3 separate regions of the Homo sapiens genome follow, and all the other regions are linked to region 1. Evidence: read pairs that join two places in POLR2A ChIA-PET (ENCODE). Cell type or tissue: MCF 10A. All regions are shown on one strand.

Region 1 (5,000 bases):
GAACTGACCGTAGAATGATCCTCTTCTCACCTTGCAACCCTCCTCTCCAGTCCCAGAGGCCAGGACAGTTGGCATTTGTACCCAGTGGTGTGGGTTTCCACCAGCCCTGCTGCACCTGTCTGGTAGTCCAGTGGAGGAGATGACAAAAAGGGACAATGTGGCTAACATCTGCATGACTGTTCATAAGAACCATAAACACGAGGCTGTTCCCACTACCACGTGAAAGGATAGAGGGGCTTGGTGTGTGTAGGGCACAGCTTTTCTGAAAGGCAGAAGGATTCTTTTTATGATTTTACCACGTATCATTTCCTTTTTTTTTTTTTTGTATTGGAAGTTTACTTTCTATCTTGCTTTGCTTTTTTAATTGCTTTTTTTGGCGCTTTAACAAAATGGACAAGTCGTGAGGATTTAGACCTCTCTGTCAAGGGGGCAGATGTTTCTTATGCTTCATTGCCATGTTAAGGTTCTGATTTGGGTACTTGTGTTTGCAAACAGATGGGCTTGGGGATAAGAGGGGACAGGAAAAGAGTCAACATGCAAAAGCCTTCAGAGTCTAGCACGTGCAAAAGACAGCTGAACTCTGCCATGTAAAACTGAGCAAATGCCTTGCTGGGAGAAGAAAGAAAAAGATTGATGTGAGAGAAGGTACCCTGATTTTAGTTCCTTTGCTGCAGATAATGACCCAAGCAGACTGAATTCAGACATTGTCCTAGCTGTCCTAAAAAAAAACCCTACAACTTTGTTATTATTTGTATTATCAATATTAATATTTAACATTAAATTTTGTGTCAAATTAAATTTTGATCAAATTAAGATCAAATTAAAATTTGATCTTAGGTTAGTAATCTAGGATCCTCATTGTATAAATGAGAGAAGACCACAGAAAATGTGCTTTTTGTTTATGTGTGTGTTTGCTTGTTTGAGCTCACACACTTAATTAAGTGGCAGCAGTGGGAAGTCCAGGGCTCCAGTTCCCATTAACATGATCTTACAAATGAAGGGACAAGGACACACAGGGGAGGGACACACCCAAGGAGCATCATGGGCCAAGACAGTGTCAAGATGACACAGGCTTCCACACCGTCACCAGGCTGGGGCTTTCTGTGTGGATTCAAGAAATTTGTGGTTTTTCTTTTCTTTTTTTTTTTTTTTTTTCTTGAGACAGAGTTTTGCTCTGTCACCCAGGCTGGAGTGCAATGGCATGATCATGATTCACTACAGCCTCGACTTCCCACGTTCAAGGGATCCTCCCATCTCAGCCTTCAGAGTAGATGGGACTACAGGCACGCACCCAGGCGCCTGGCTAATTTTTTATTTTTTGTAGAGATGGGGTCTCACTATGTTGCCCAGGCTGGTCTGGAATTCCTGGACTCAAGTAATCCTCCCACCTTAACCTCACAAAATGCTGGGATTATAGGCATGAGCCAGCATGTCTGGCCTGAAACTTGTGCTTTCTTAACTCCACTCACACTTAGGAGCCAGGCAAGGAATGGGATTTCTCCTTTGTGCTTGGAGGAAATGAGCTCAGGTCTCTGTAAAGATAACCTCAGCTCTGCAAACCAAAACGAAGATAAGAATAAATGCCTGTCCGCCTTCCCCCATACCTGGGGGAACTTTGACTCTGTCGGATAATGGATCTTTTGTCTTAAAGGAAGGAATTTCCTCTGCAGCCAAGAACGGTTGGCAGTGCAGGTTGAGACTTGCTGGGTTCAGGAACCAAGCCTTGGGGCAGAGAGGCTGCAGGAGCTGGGGCCGGCTTGCCCAAGGAATGGCTGAGGGTGGCGGGTGTTTTCGCACGGGGTGGCCACGCTTCTGCAAATTGCTCCATTTTACTCAGCATCCTTTGCTGTAGAGTGCCGGTGTGCTGTCACAGCAGGCTGAAAAATGCATCTGACCTGTTTATTCTGCCCTCCCTGTGAGGGGCTTTTTGGCCTGCCATTTTTCACTACTCCTGGATAGAAACAAAGGAACACAGTAAGAGGAGAGGAGAGAAATGAGAAGTTTCTTGCCAAAGCCAAGGGAAGCTCTGGTTCCAGAAAATGAGGCTGGCACTGGGCCAGCTGGGTTGATGTTGCCCTTGACCGCCTCTTTGTGGCCGATTGGGGAATGTCCCCCCAGCCGCACCTGGCCCTTATGGCGTAATCCAGTTGAGCCTGGACGGGAAATAAAAAGGAAAATGTGACTCACAGCAAGTGCAAATGCAGTCTCCCTCCCAGGGGCCTTGCTCAGCTTAGTCTTTGGGAAACTCCCCGCCTGCCTGGCCTTATTTAACACACAGACGCACGGGTTCCTGGGATAAACAGTGCTCCCCAGAGAGCCCCGGCCATGAGCAGGGTGTCTACCAGCACCTGGGTGGCCCAGAAGCACAGCTGCAACTCCATGGGGCCTCAGATATGCCGACTGGATACTTTGAGCTGTAACCCCCCTGGAAACCCGCTGTTGATGCCATCTGGAAGCCCTGGGTGTCTTTTGGCATCTGTATGTTGTCACTTTATCTCAATCCATAGAGTTTTAAGTTCTCTCATGAAGCCCTGTTGATCTTGCCTTTATTTAAAATTTTGATGGTTTATCATGAATTTTTTTTATCATTTTATTTTTTAGGAGCAATTTTTTAGGTTTGTAACAAGATCGAGCAGAAAGTACAGACAGTTCCCATACACCCTTGGCCTCCACGCATGAACAGCCTCCCCCATGATCAGCATACCCTACTAGAGTGGTACGTTTGTTACGATCAATGAAATGAGACCGACACATTGATATCACCCAGAGTCCATAGTTTACACTGGGGTTCACTCTTGCTGTTGTACATTCCATGGATTTGGACAAAGAGGCTGTCAAGGGCAACATCAACCCAGCTGGCTCAGTGTCGCCCAGGCTGGAGTGCAGTGGAACGATCTCGGCTCACCGCAATCTCTGTCTCCCGGGTTCACGCCATTCTCCTGCCTCAGCCTCCTGAGTAGCTGGGACGCAGGTGCCTGCCACCATGCCTGGCTAATTTTTTAGTATTTTTAGTAGAGACCAGGTTTCACCATGTTAGCCAGGATGGTCTCGATCTCCTGACCTCGTGATCCGCCTGCCTTGGCCTCCTAAAGTGCTGGGATTACTGGCGTGAGCCACCACACCCACCTGCTTTTTAAAAGTATTGCACAAAGACATTATTTATCATGATCACTGAGCTTTTGGGAGACCCTTAAATTTTGCACTGGAGGTATGCGTCTTGTTGACCTCACCCCAGTGCTGGCCCCTCATGTAACCCCAGGAGCATCAGACACTGTTACTGCCAGCCCCCAGCCACGGGGCCTGGAGTAAGGAGAGTGAGGAAAGCCCAGTTCCCGGCCTGTACACTGGCACGTGGTGCCACAGTTTGTCACTGGAGTCCTTCCCCAGCTCAGGCAGCACAGAAAGGGGAGGGCTAGGCAACTTGAGGGTGGAGCCAGGACAAGATGGAATCCTCACACCACTCCGGCTCCTGAGAGGAGAGGAAGCCTTCCCTCACTTCAGTCTGCCTGTGCCTGGAGATAAACCTGCCTGCCTCTTAGTTTCTCCACTTGAATAAGTCCTCATTTCTATTGCTTCAGTGTATTTGGGGGCTGGGAGAAATGCAGGAAGGCTGAGCATGGTGCATTTCGCAAATGGTGTTAAAAGACATGCAAGAGAAAGTGTGGGGAACAGTAGCTGTGTTTTGGACCCGTCTTAGACATCACTGGTGTCTGTGTAATGGTCTCCCTCGGGTGCTGTCCTGGGATGCAAGGTGTCTACTTCTCATTTGGGAGAAGCATTTTGACATTCAGACAGAGCCAAGTGACAGCAACACACAAGTCCTTTCTGAGGCTTAGAGCCTAGAAATTTACAAAGAAGAAAGGTAAAGAAAGAAATTGATGGGTTCAGCAGCACTGACTTATCCCAACGCCAGGTTCCAACAACCTATCGTGTCTAAATCTGTACTTCCACAGAGTGATGGGTTCCCTGCCCTTTCCTCTCATCCAGAGCCCAGCTGAAATTCTTTTCAGTGGAATTTATGCCACTTCTCCTTTACTCTCTCTTCAGTGAAAATAGAGAAGACCAGGAGAAAGGAAGACTAAAAAGTAAAGTGAAAACCGCCTTCCAATAGAATTTGGTTGCAGAAATAATTTCCATGAAAAATGGTCGGGCTGATATTAGGTCTGGAGTCTTAATGATGGAGTAGTTTCCTTTTAATCATGGTGCTGTCTTAGAAATGCCTGTCTGGAATGTGACCATGGGCGGGGGTTGGTGTCTGGCCACTGCGTAGTCGGCCTTCGGGGAAAGGGTAGCCACAAGATGTTCCCACTCTTCTGTGAGCCCTCAGGAATTTGAAAATAAGACTCATGTGAAAACAGGAACAACAGCAGCAACTTCTTGATGCAGACAGATTCCTTTGTTGACCATATTCTGAATGCATAGCTTTAGAAAAGAGACCTCACTGACCAGCCCGGCAGCCAGAGGAGTTCCCATTTCTGCAACAAACTGCCTCTGAAACACTCAGACTGAAAAAGCAAAAATGATCTTAAGTGGCATAGGAGGATTTTAGACTGGTTAGAGGGAGAAGTTCCTCAGGGGGACGAATTATTGAATATCTGTGTGGCTGTTCTTTTATTCCAACATGATTAACTTTGATGCTTATCATTCCCTATGGGAATTTAAGGAAAAGAAGGCTCATAATTGCCAGAATCTTCCATCCTGTGTACATGCAAGGCTGAGTAGGAAATCAGGGCAAAGGAATTGATGAATTGTCTGTCTCTAAAGATGAAAACAAAGAGGGGGCAACAACTGTAAGACTAATGTGAGACTGTCTGAATGTGAACAGTTATTTCTTGAATATTCAAAAATAAATCTATTTTATTTATTTATTTATTTATTTATTTAGAGACAGGGTCTTTCTCTGTTGCCCAGGCTGGAGTACAGTGGCACAAACATAGCTCACTGCAGCCTTGAAGTCCCTGACTCAAGCAATCCTCCCACCTCATCCTCCTGAGTAGCTG
Region 2 (5,000 bases), 73 kb after region 1:
CTGAGAGAACCTCTGCATTTTCATGAAAATGAGAAATGTGGCACTGTTGGCAACCTCGGGCTATAATTATGTTAATCTGACCATTTTAAGACTGAAATATGTTGTTTTAAAATGTTTCTGTATTTTTATTATTCGTAACAATGATCTGAAGAAATTTACTGAAATGCTAATAAGTTTCTATTCAGTATCACTTTGAGACTAGAGCACAAAAAATGAGTCAGATGTGGAATTTTGATATTTTTAATTTTGGCACAGAATTTTTATCGACAGATATGTACTCATATACATAGAGTATCTTAATATAAAAACTACCCAAATATAATTTTATATTTTAAATATAGATACAGTGAGTATATGTGCAAAGCTGTCTTGGCAGATATGTGCAATAACAAAACATCTCTACATTTGCATTAAATTCCCAATCTTTGCTCTGCCAAAAATTAATTTTGCGCATTATTACAAGATAAATGTTTTTCTATCAAGAACCATGCTAAAGCACCCAGTTCCCTGTTTTTGATATAAATGTAGGACAGGACTAGAATGGATAATGTAGTTGAAATTCTGAGAGCCTCTAAACACATATCTTGAGCTAATTAGTTCGGCTTCCTCTTCAGCAGCCAAAGCTTGCATTCTGGCCACAGACAAGTAATGACACGGGTGCTCTTTTCATTCACAAAAGAGATGTTCTCCCAGGTGGTAAGATGGGAAGGAAAAGAGAATGATCCAATGCCAAGATGTGGGTAATCACCCATCTCACAGTGATTATAGATAATTGCAATTTGAGTCTATTTGTTGTTGTAACACTACGAAATGAATTGGGAGTCTTTTACATATAGCCTGATCTGGGTTCAGAATGATCAATTAATTTGGGAATAGGAATGAGGAAAAGTACTTTTTGTTTTTTTCTGAGACACGAGTCTCCCTCTGTTGCCCAGGCTGGAGTGCAGTGGTGCAGTGGTTCACTGCAACCTCCGCCTCCCGGGCTCAAGAGATCCTCCCACCTTAGTCCCCCAAGTTGCTGGGACTAAAGGCGTATGCCACCCCACCAGGCTAATTTTTCTATTTTTTGTAGAGGTAGGGTTTCACCATGTTGCCCAGGCTTGTTGCAAACTCCCGAGCTCAAGTGATCCACCAGCCTCGGCCTCCCAAAGTGCTGGGACTACAGGCGTGAGCCACCATGTCCAGCCTGGACCATTTTCTCAAATATGATATCTTTGAAATATAATACAGTATGATGTTCTTACATTGGCTGCATCCAGAGTCCTCATTTTTTGCCAGTTCTTGTATCTCCAAAACGAATGTGTCATTCGTTTCATCCTTCTGTGAATACATTCAAGTGAGTATTTTCCGTTTTATTCATTTTCTTCTGCCTCACAGCTCACTGAGTGGGCCCGTGAATGTTTGCTGATGATATTAATAATCATGCGTGCTCAGTGACACAACAATGATGGAACTCATTAGGTATTCACAGCACCAGAAGAGAAAGTGCAAGAAGGTTTTACTGAAGCAAGTAAGCAGCTGAATCAGGGGCTCAGAGTTCAGTGTCAGGACTACAGTCACAGTTATGAGACCACAGCCAAGAAGAGATTCCCAGCAGGGAAAAACCAAGCCCTTTGAGTCATAATCCAGTGCTCGATCCACCACACCCCACTGCCTTCCTTGAGATGATGGTGTGGAGGAGTACTGATTGATGAGGAGGATTAAACCTTTTTTTTTTTTTTTGAGACAGAGTCTCGCTCTGTCCCCCAGGCTGGAGTGCAATGGTGTGATCTCAGCTCACTGCAACCTCCGCCTCCCAGGTTCAAGTGATTCTCCTGCCTCAGCCTCCCGAGTAGCTGGGATTACAGGCACCTGCCACCAAACCCGGCTAATTTTTGTGTTTTTAGTAGAGTCAGGTTTCACCACGTTGGCCAGGCTGCTCTCGAATTCCTAACCTCAAATGATCCACCTGCCTGGGCCTCCCGAAGTGCTGGGATTACAGGTGTGAGCCACTGTGCCCGGCCAATTAAACCCTTTTTAATTAAAAAAAAAAATTGGAAACTAATTTGTGTACTTCAGTGTGTTGGAGGAAACGTCATCGAAATGGCACCAGTGTCTTGCTGCCTTAATTTTAAGAAATCCCCTTTATTTATTGTCACTTATCTTCTGTCCTCTCTGGGAGAAGTGTTGCTCTAACGTTGCTTTTCTGAAAAGTAAAGATAATGCAAAGATAAAAAGAGTTGGGGAGGTTGGGTTGGGCATTGAGGGAAGATAAGCTACCTTTGGTTCAGCCTGCAGCTTGATTCTTTTTGAAGTGACTTGAAAGCTCTTGGTGCTAATCAAGAACTTTTTGTTTGTTTTTTGTTTTGTGTGTGTGTGTGTGTGTATGTGTGTGTGGGTGGCGGGGTTTGGGGGGAACAGGATCGTATTCTGTCACCCAGGCTGGAGTGCAGTGGTATAATCATAGCTGGAGTGCAGTGGTATAATCATAGCTCACTGCAGCCTTGAACTCCTGGGCTCAAGCCATCCTTCACCTCGGCCTTCAAGTAGCCAGGGTACAGGCATGCACCACCATGCCTGGCTAATTTTTTAAATTTTAATTTTGCAGAGACAGGGCCTTGCTATGTTGCCCAGGCTGGTCTCAAACTCCTGGCTTCTAGCCATCCTCCCGCCTTGGCCTCCCAAAGTGCTAGGTTTATAGGTGTGAGAGCCACTGTGCTCAGCCCTAATCATGAACTTTGAAAAGTGCTCCATAGATTACAAAGCATTTTCTTCACTTGCCTTACATCCTGTGTGGGAAGGAAGTCTTTCCTTCCTGGAGGCAACGGGTAAGAAGAGCAACTAGACAGTGTGTAGCTCCTTACTCTCGGTAGGCATTTCGTCATATGGAGCATGACTTATTGACTTGCTTCTGTTCTTTCTCATGAGCTACTCAGTGTCAGGAGTACAGGGCTTGACTTAAACATAGGGATACTCAAAGGCCCACCTGGCAGTTTGTTGTTGGGACACAGGGAAGCAGATTGTGTCTCTGAAGAGGAGGCTTCTGTCGGTGTCAGAGCCTGGTGGGGAAGAAGGGATTGGTCAATATTTGGCTAAACTCCTTCAGCTGTTGGTGCAGCAAAAGGCATGGCAGGGCGTGGGCAGAGATGCCTGCCAAGCCCGGCCTCAGGGCATGTACAGCTCCCAAACTGGTTGTCTTTGAGGCTGTTATTTATCCAAATAAGGAGAAGCAGTAGTTTTGCTGACCATCTCAGATTTCCAAGCCATGCTCCCTGGCTGGCTGACTGACTTGCTATTTGAACTGAAAACACGAAGGTATTCCTTTGAAATGGAGCAGTCTTGTGGGGCTCGTGAGTACCCTAGAGTCATTACTTGGAAGAAGATTTTTTTTGCTCCCCACATTTGTAGATAACATGAACATGGCTTGGTCTATTTGACCCTTCTCTTGTGACTCTGGCAACACTCAATACAGATGGACCTGATCTGGGACAGAAATAGTACTCATTTTCAGAGGTTCTTGAACCACTGCCCTCCTTTGAAGAGGATTCAAAGGTCAGACCTCCACACTGATTTCTTAACACTAGAATGCAAGATTATTCTAGCACTTCATAGATCCTGGCCCTGTTATCTGACTTCAGGTAAGATATTTGAAGTCTCTGAGCCCCAGTTTGTTCATCTGTGAAATGGGAATTATAATGTATCTAATGGGAATGAGATGAGAATTAAATGAGGTAATTTTGGAAAGCATTGGTAAATAGGAAGTCACCCAAAATATTCATTTTCTTCCCTATTTCCATCTTCTCTTGGCAGATTTAATTGACAATATTTATAATAGAGAAATTCTAGATAATTATGATTGCTGTCCAAAGGATTTAACCAAGCTCACAGTAGAATGGAGATTGTGATGTGAACGTTCAGTGACCCTGCATTACTATGTCCCTCTACTCACTAAAGCAGTGGTTCTCAAAGAGTATTCCCTGAACCAGCAGGTCAGTATCACCTGGGGACTTGTTAGAAATACAGATTCCTCGGCACCACCCGAGACCTACTGAATCAGACACAGTGGATGTTAGACCCAGTAATCTGATTTACTAAACTCTCCAGGTGATTCTGAAGCCCACCATCTGAGAGTTGGAGAACCACTGTCCGAGAGTAACTCACTGGTTGGGTCGGTAGTCTAGCCATTCCCCCAGGGCACCTGGACTTTCCTATCCCTTGTCCTTGACCATGCCTTAGTTCCTGCCTGGAATACCTAAGAAAGGGACCTCTTTCTTACCTGCTGAAATTCTATTCATCATTCATGAACCCACTCTCACCTCTTCAGAAAAGTGTTCCTCAGTCATCCCCACCATAAGAACCTCATTATTCTATGAACTACCAGAGTATTTGTCTGTTGCACTCATTTGACACTTAGCAAAGTTATTCTTGCTTTCTCATATTTTAATGTTCACGTACATGCCTTATTTTTCCTACTAGAATGTAAGTTCTTCAGAGGTAGAAATCATGTCTTACAGATCCCTTTTCCCTCATCAGCCTTAACCCTGGGCTTTGTATATAGGTAGCTACTCTGTAAATATATGGACCCACAGAATCTCATCATTGGAATGGGCCTTAGAGAAAGTCTACATGAGATTTCTTATTTACAGATAAAGAAAGGGATGTTGACCAGGCGTGATGGTTGACGCTTGTAATCCTAGCACTCTGGGAGGCCTAGGCAGGAAGATTTCTTGAGGCAAGGAGTTTGAGGCCAGCCTGGGCAATGTAGTGAGCTCTTAGCTCTACAAAAAAAAAAAATGTTTTTTAATTAGCTGGGGATGGTAGTGTGCACCTATAATCCTACCTATTCAGGAGGCTGAGGTGGGAGGATCACTTGAACCAAGGAATTCAAGGCTTCAGTGAGCTATGATCACACCACTGCACTACAACCTGAGCAACAGAATGAGACCCTGTCTCTTTAAAACTAAAAAAAGTGAAAAGAAAGAAAACAATGTTAACACCTGGACCAAAATGCTAGTTCCGGG
Region 3 (5,000 bases), 130 kb before region 1:
TGAGTTCGGGTTACCTCAATGACATGACCATTTACCTAATCTTTGCTTTTTCATCTGCTCTCAATTGAAAAGAAAGAAACCATTAATTATATTGAAAGATGCTGACTTGTAAGCTTCTCCCCTCTCCTGGCTCAGGTCAGTTGCTCAGAATGCACCCAGCAAAGATTGGCTGAACAAAGACAGGGAGATGTTGTGAGTCCCACTGATGCCCTTAACACCGGGCATTGTTCAACTTGGGGTCATTTGTGAAAATGATGGGAATGCAACTTCCTCACTTTACAGATGAGAAAACAGCCTCAGAGAAATGCTGGGATATGGGATATGAGTTGGTCTCATAGCCTGTGAGTGCCAGAGCCAGCTCGAATCCAAGTTTCTGACTCACAGTGACTCTTATCCAGCAGGACGTATTCTTCAGAGGCCATGTGTTGAAAACAGTTAGGTGGGTTGGGGGCTGCAGGCCATACCATTAGGAAATGGGGGGCATGTCCTCTGGGTGGTTCCTAAGCATTTGGATGTTACAGCCCTGCCTTTCTTTATTCTGTTGTTCTAGAAGCTCCAACCTGGTATGCTTTTAAGGCAGATATGGCCACAAATGAAGCACATTCACATGACTGCACTGCCTTTCTGGATGAAACAATTTGACCAAACACTGGTGTTGAGACAGTTGGTGATTTGGGCTTTGCCACGTGGTGGGAATGACACAATAAATATATTTTGATATGAATTAGGTAAAGATCTGTCTCTAACCTTGGGCTATATGTGAACATTAACTGCCCATTGGATACTGGGGAACTATAAATGTCTCCGTCCAACTCTGTTCAACTCTAATTTTTTTTTTTTTTTGAGACGGAGTCTTACTCTGTCACCCAGGCTGGAGTGCAATGACGTAATCTTGGCTCACAGCAACCTCTGCCTCCTGGGTTCAAGTGATTCTCCTGCCTCAGCCTCCCAAGTAGCTGGGATTACAGGAGCCCGCCACCATGCCCAGCTAATTTTTGTATTTTTTAGTAGACACAGGGTTTCACCATGTTGGCCAGGCTGGTCTCGAACTCCTGACCTCAAGCCATCCACCTCCCTCGGCTTCCCAGAGTGCTGGGATTACAGGCATGAGCCATGACACCCGGCCTGTAATTTTCTTTAAAGACTGCCACTGGGTGGAACCCACTGGGCCCAGTGAGAACTACGGAAAAGAGACCCATTCTTGCCCTCATTGTTAGTGTCCACATCCGGATTTACCTAAACCCCACCCAGGTGGCATTTGCATAGTAATGAAAAACCGGTATTTTCTAGCTGTGAATCACACTTCAAATCCTGAGCGGCTGACTGTCAGGGGTGCGTCAGGCCTGCTTGCTGGGAGAATGGACGAGCTGGTTGTGGAGCGGGCGGGTCCCGCCACCCGTGGGCTCAGCACTGGACTGCTCCCAGAACATTAAAGGTCTGGCTGATGTTCCATGCCACATCTGGACATGAAGACCCATGTCTGCCCTTCTGTAGAAGGGCCAAAGAAGAAAGGAGGCATCACATGTTTCTGCTGTGGGGGGCCCTTCCGAGCAGCAGACAGGAGCAAGGTACAGGAGTGGCCTGATTCTGGGGTTTCCCTGCCCCCCCTGGGGTCCCTAAACTGCTGTGTGATATGTTTCTAACTATCTGGACAGCTCACCCAAGAGTCAGTTGTTCCCAGTCGCTTCTTGCTGAGGATAAGCCAAAAGAGGGCCGGGGGCCAATCTGGTTTCTTTCAAGTGAAATTATGCTTCTCAAGCAGAGAATGATTGCCCACAGCAGTTAAACCTTGTTTAATGGTAATTAAATTGCTTTTCTTCACTTTGAAAAATCTCTTAATTTTCTGTACAAAGGCAGGAAGCATTTTTCTTTGATTCTACAGGATGTTTCTAAGTATGGTGTAATCAGTTCATCTTACCTTGCCGGGCTCTGAAAGAATGAGTGTGTGGGATCAGATTTAGAAATGCCTCAAAGGTTAGAAAGCCGAGTGCTGCCGATTAACTCAAGCTCAGATGACCAAAAAAAAAAAAAAAAAAAAAAAGCTGCTTTTCCCCTCACTTCTCCCTCTGGTTCTGCCTCAGTACTTTGCTTAGGAGTTTCTAAAAGCAGGCACAGTTGCCTGCGGGGCTGGTGTGTGTCACCTTCGCAAAGTGCAGATGAGGTCTGGCATGTCCCATCTTGTTCCTGCCTGACTACAACTCTGCACACAGACAGTGTTGATCTGGCTTGGAGCCCATAGTGGCAATCCTTGGAGTGGAGGCAGCAGAGATCTCAGTTCTTCCTAGTGCTTGAGAAGTTAACTAACTGTCTTTCCCATGAGGAAAATGTTTTGAGACTGTAGAAGCAGAGAAGAGACTTCGCCAAAGCCCATAGAAAATAAAAAGCAAACCCTCAAGCATGAAAATCCCTGGCCCTGGAGTAAGTGCAGGTGATAAGGCTTGCTATCTGATGCCTCATTCCATGTCTCTGGCTTCCCATTGCCTAAATTAAGATGTCCTGAAAGAAACCTTGGGAAAAAAAAAGCACAGTCCCCACATTTGAAGTAGAAATAGAATTAAGGAGAAATTGTGATTTTCCTGAAGGAACAGAACCAACACTGGTTTTCAAAAGCCTTAGTTTTACATTTTAGTAGAAACTGTTAGCAGTAGGAGGATTTGCTTTGTGTGTGTGTGTGTCTGTCTGCTTTGCCTTATTTTGGTTCTGACCATACCACTGCTATCTCAGTCTTAGAGGCTGATTTTGTGGCCCAGAGTGTTTCGTTCAGATATCTTTGTGTTGAGGTGATATTGAGCCAGCAGCCAAAGAAATGCATGGCCAAGATATGGAATATCTGGTCAACAGAGAATAACAACAAAGTGGGACGCATCATAAGGTCATAGGTCAGTGAAAACAGCTGCTAGCCATTTATATGCAGGAGAGAAAGAAGGCCCAGGGAGTTGGAAAGACTGAAGGTATTTTGGACTGAGCAGAGCAAAGGGATTTGGGGACATATAAATGTATGAAACAAGATGGTCAGGAAAACAATTTTTTTCAAAGGTAGCATGAATAGAGTGAGGTAAGGAAACCCATGGCCATGGTACTGGTGGCCTAATGGGAAAAGGCAGTGTAATGACTTCTACATGGAGACTTCAGTTCTGCCCCTCGTACTGTTGAAGAATATTCTGTCCAGAGAGGCTCTTCAGTTTCTACCTGGTTTTCTAATGGCTTTAAAAAACTTTGGTGTATTGGGGGAATGGAAACAAAGATATTTACTAGAGAAGTGTTTGGCAAAAAGTGCCAAGCTTATTCCTGAGAAAGGATGGAACGGCGTGGGGGGTGGAGGGAGGGTTGGAACCATACTCCAAATTCCCCTGAGGCCCACACGTGTTCACCAGACATCTGTGGGGAGCCCGGATGAGATGTGGGGCCCTTCCCCTTTCTCATTTTCTTTTTTACTTTTAGATCCTGGATCAAAATGAGTCCTTGATTCCCTCATCCCATCCCAGGACCCTTTTTTAGTTGCATTACCACCTAGTGAAGTCTACCAAGTCTTGATTTGAGAATCAAAACAAACTCAGATCAAAGTCAACCTCAGGGAATCAGAGAACACAGAAGCTGAAAGATGTATCCAGCCTTCCCTAAATGGCAGATGAGGACACTGAGGCCAGGAAGCTCAGGTGACTTATCCAGGAGCGTGCCAGTACTTAGCCAAAGATCTGGAACTGGGACTGATGCTTCCTGAAAACAGATTCCTGCCTGGAGTGCATGACCCTGCTTGAGAAAGTGCAGAGGGACAGTGACAAGGCGGGATAACGTAGCAGTCCCAGCGACTTGGGCACCCATCCTGATGCTTCCCCTAGGCCCCAGTGTTTTATTTTCTGGTAAGGCCAGACCTGAGTCAGGTCCTGCCTCCTAACTCCTTTCTCTTCCTTCAGTGGGCAACAAAGATGGCCACAGAAGCAGAGAGGGGTTCCTCCCAGGTACATATTTACCAGTACTTGTACCTTGCGCTTTTAAAAACTCTTTAGCCAGGGATAGTGGTGCATACCTATAATCCCAGCTACTTGGGAGGCTGAGGTGGGAGGATCACTTGAGCCCAAGAGGTCAAGGCTGCCGTGAGCCGTGATTATATCATTGCATTCCAGCCTGGGTGGCAGAATGAGACCCTGTCCCCTCAACCTAACTCTGATGAGGACTATATTACAAGTGTTATATACCAGATTCTGGATGGAGAAGGGAAAGTGATTGTAGACAAGAGAATATTATACTTGGTTGCTGTGTTCTCCAAACCCAAACGCATAGATACACACAGACCCACAGACACACACACACAGACATGAGCGGGACATATTTGAAATCCTCACTGGTTTTGAAAATCTGAGGCTAATAGTTGGAGGAAGTGAGGGGTGACTGTGAGAGAACAAATGTGTAACAGATACACCCTGAGAATCAGGGCTCATAAATAAGGAGTAGAGTCTATTGCACCTAAGCCTTACTACTAGCCTAAGCCTTCATACTAGAGCAAAACCGTGGGCAGACAGCACACAAAAGCAGCCCCTGTCACTCAGGGGCTTACTTCTTTTTTTTTTTTTTTTCTTTTTTTGAGACGGAGTCTCGCTCTGTCACCCAGGCTGGAGTGCAGTGGCGCGATCTCGGCTCATTGCAAGCTCCACCTCCCGGGTTCACGCCATTCTCCTGCCTCACCCTCTCAAGTAGCTGGCACTACAGGCGCCCGCCACCAAGCCCGGCTAATTTTTTGTATTTTTTAGTAGAGACGGGGTTTCACCGTGTTAGCCAGGATGGTCTCGATCTCCTGACCTCGTGATCCGCCCGCCTGGGCCTCCCAAAGTGCTGGGATTACAGGCGTGAGCCACCGCGCCCGGCCGGCTTACATCTTAATGAGCCCACAGCTGCCTGTTGACCTGGTGTCATCACGAGGGTGATCACTATTTCCAGCAAGCTCTTTGTCCCTCAAAGCCCAGGGATCAGGGGCAGCCCGTGGAAGACGAGCCACTGGTTCC

Evidence for each region. ChIA-PET counts read pairs that join two places held together with the same protein. Peaks named below come from ENCODE experiments on the same cell type or tissue, not always from the same donor. Only the 100,000 strongest peaks of a DNase experiment are listed, where the experiment ranks them.
Region 2: POLR2A ChIA-PET joins it to region 1 with 16 read pairs; 2 of 35 experiments call an interaction of 5 or more read pairs at or near these places.
Region 3: POLR2A ChIA-PET joins it to region 1 with 19 read pairs; 2 of 35 experiments call an interaction of 5 or more read pairs at or near these places.

The regions. Positions count from the first base shown.
Region 1 is chr10:24,381,708-24,386,707 of GRCh38, forward strand. All of the region lies in intron 3 of KIAA1217, which reads left to right. Among named protein-coding and RNA genes, the nearest start is that of MIR603, 110 kb to the left of the region's middle. RefSeq lists enhancers at 1,341-2,540, 1,638-1,717, 1,868-2,027. In MCF 10A, a CTCF peak has its summit at 2,103; DNase peaks (open chromatin) are centred at 1,714 and 2,154.
Region 2 is chr10:24,454,999-24,459,998 of GRCh38, forward strand. The region is part of intron 5 of KIAA1217; the gene reads left to right. It overlaps LOC105376455 (a long non-coding RNA gene), which reads right to left. Exons shown (of 3, transcript XR_930755.4): 2 at 2,966-3,038; 3 at 1-2,185. Among named protein-coding and RNA genes, the nearest start is that of MIR603, 180 kb to the left of the region's middle. In MCF 10A, no CTCF peak of the experiment used is centred here; DNase peaks (open chromatin) are centred at 1,583 and 3,093.
Region 3 is chr10:24,254,029-24,259,028 of GRCh38, forward strand. The region is part of intron 2 of KIAA1217; the gene reads left to right. Among named protein-coding and RNA genes, the nearest start is that of MIR603, 19 kb to the right of the region's middle. In MCF 10A, no CTCF peak of the experiment used is centred here; DNase peaks (open chromatin) are centred at 373, 1,293 and 2,173.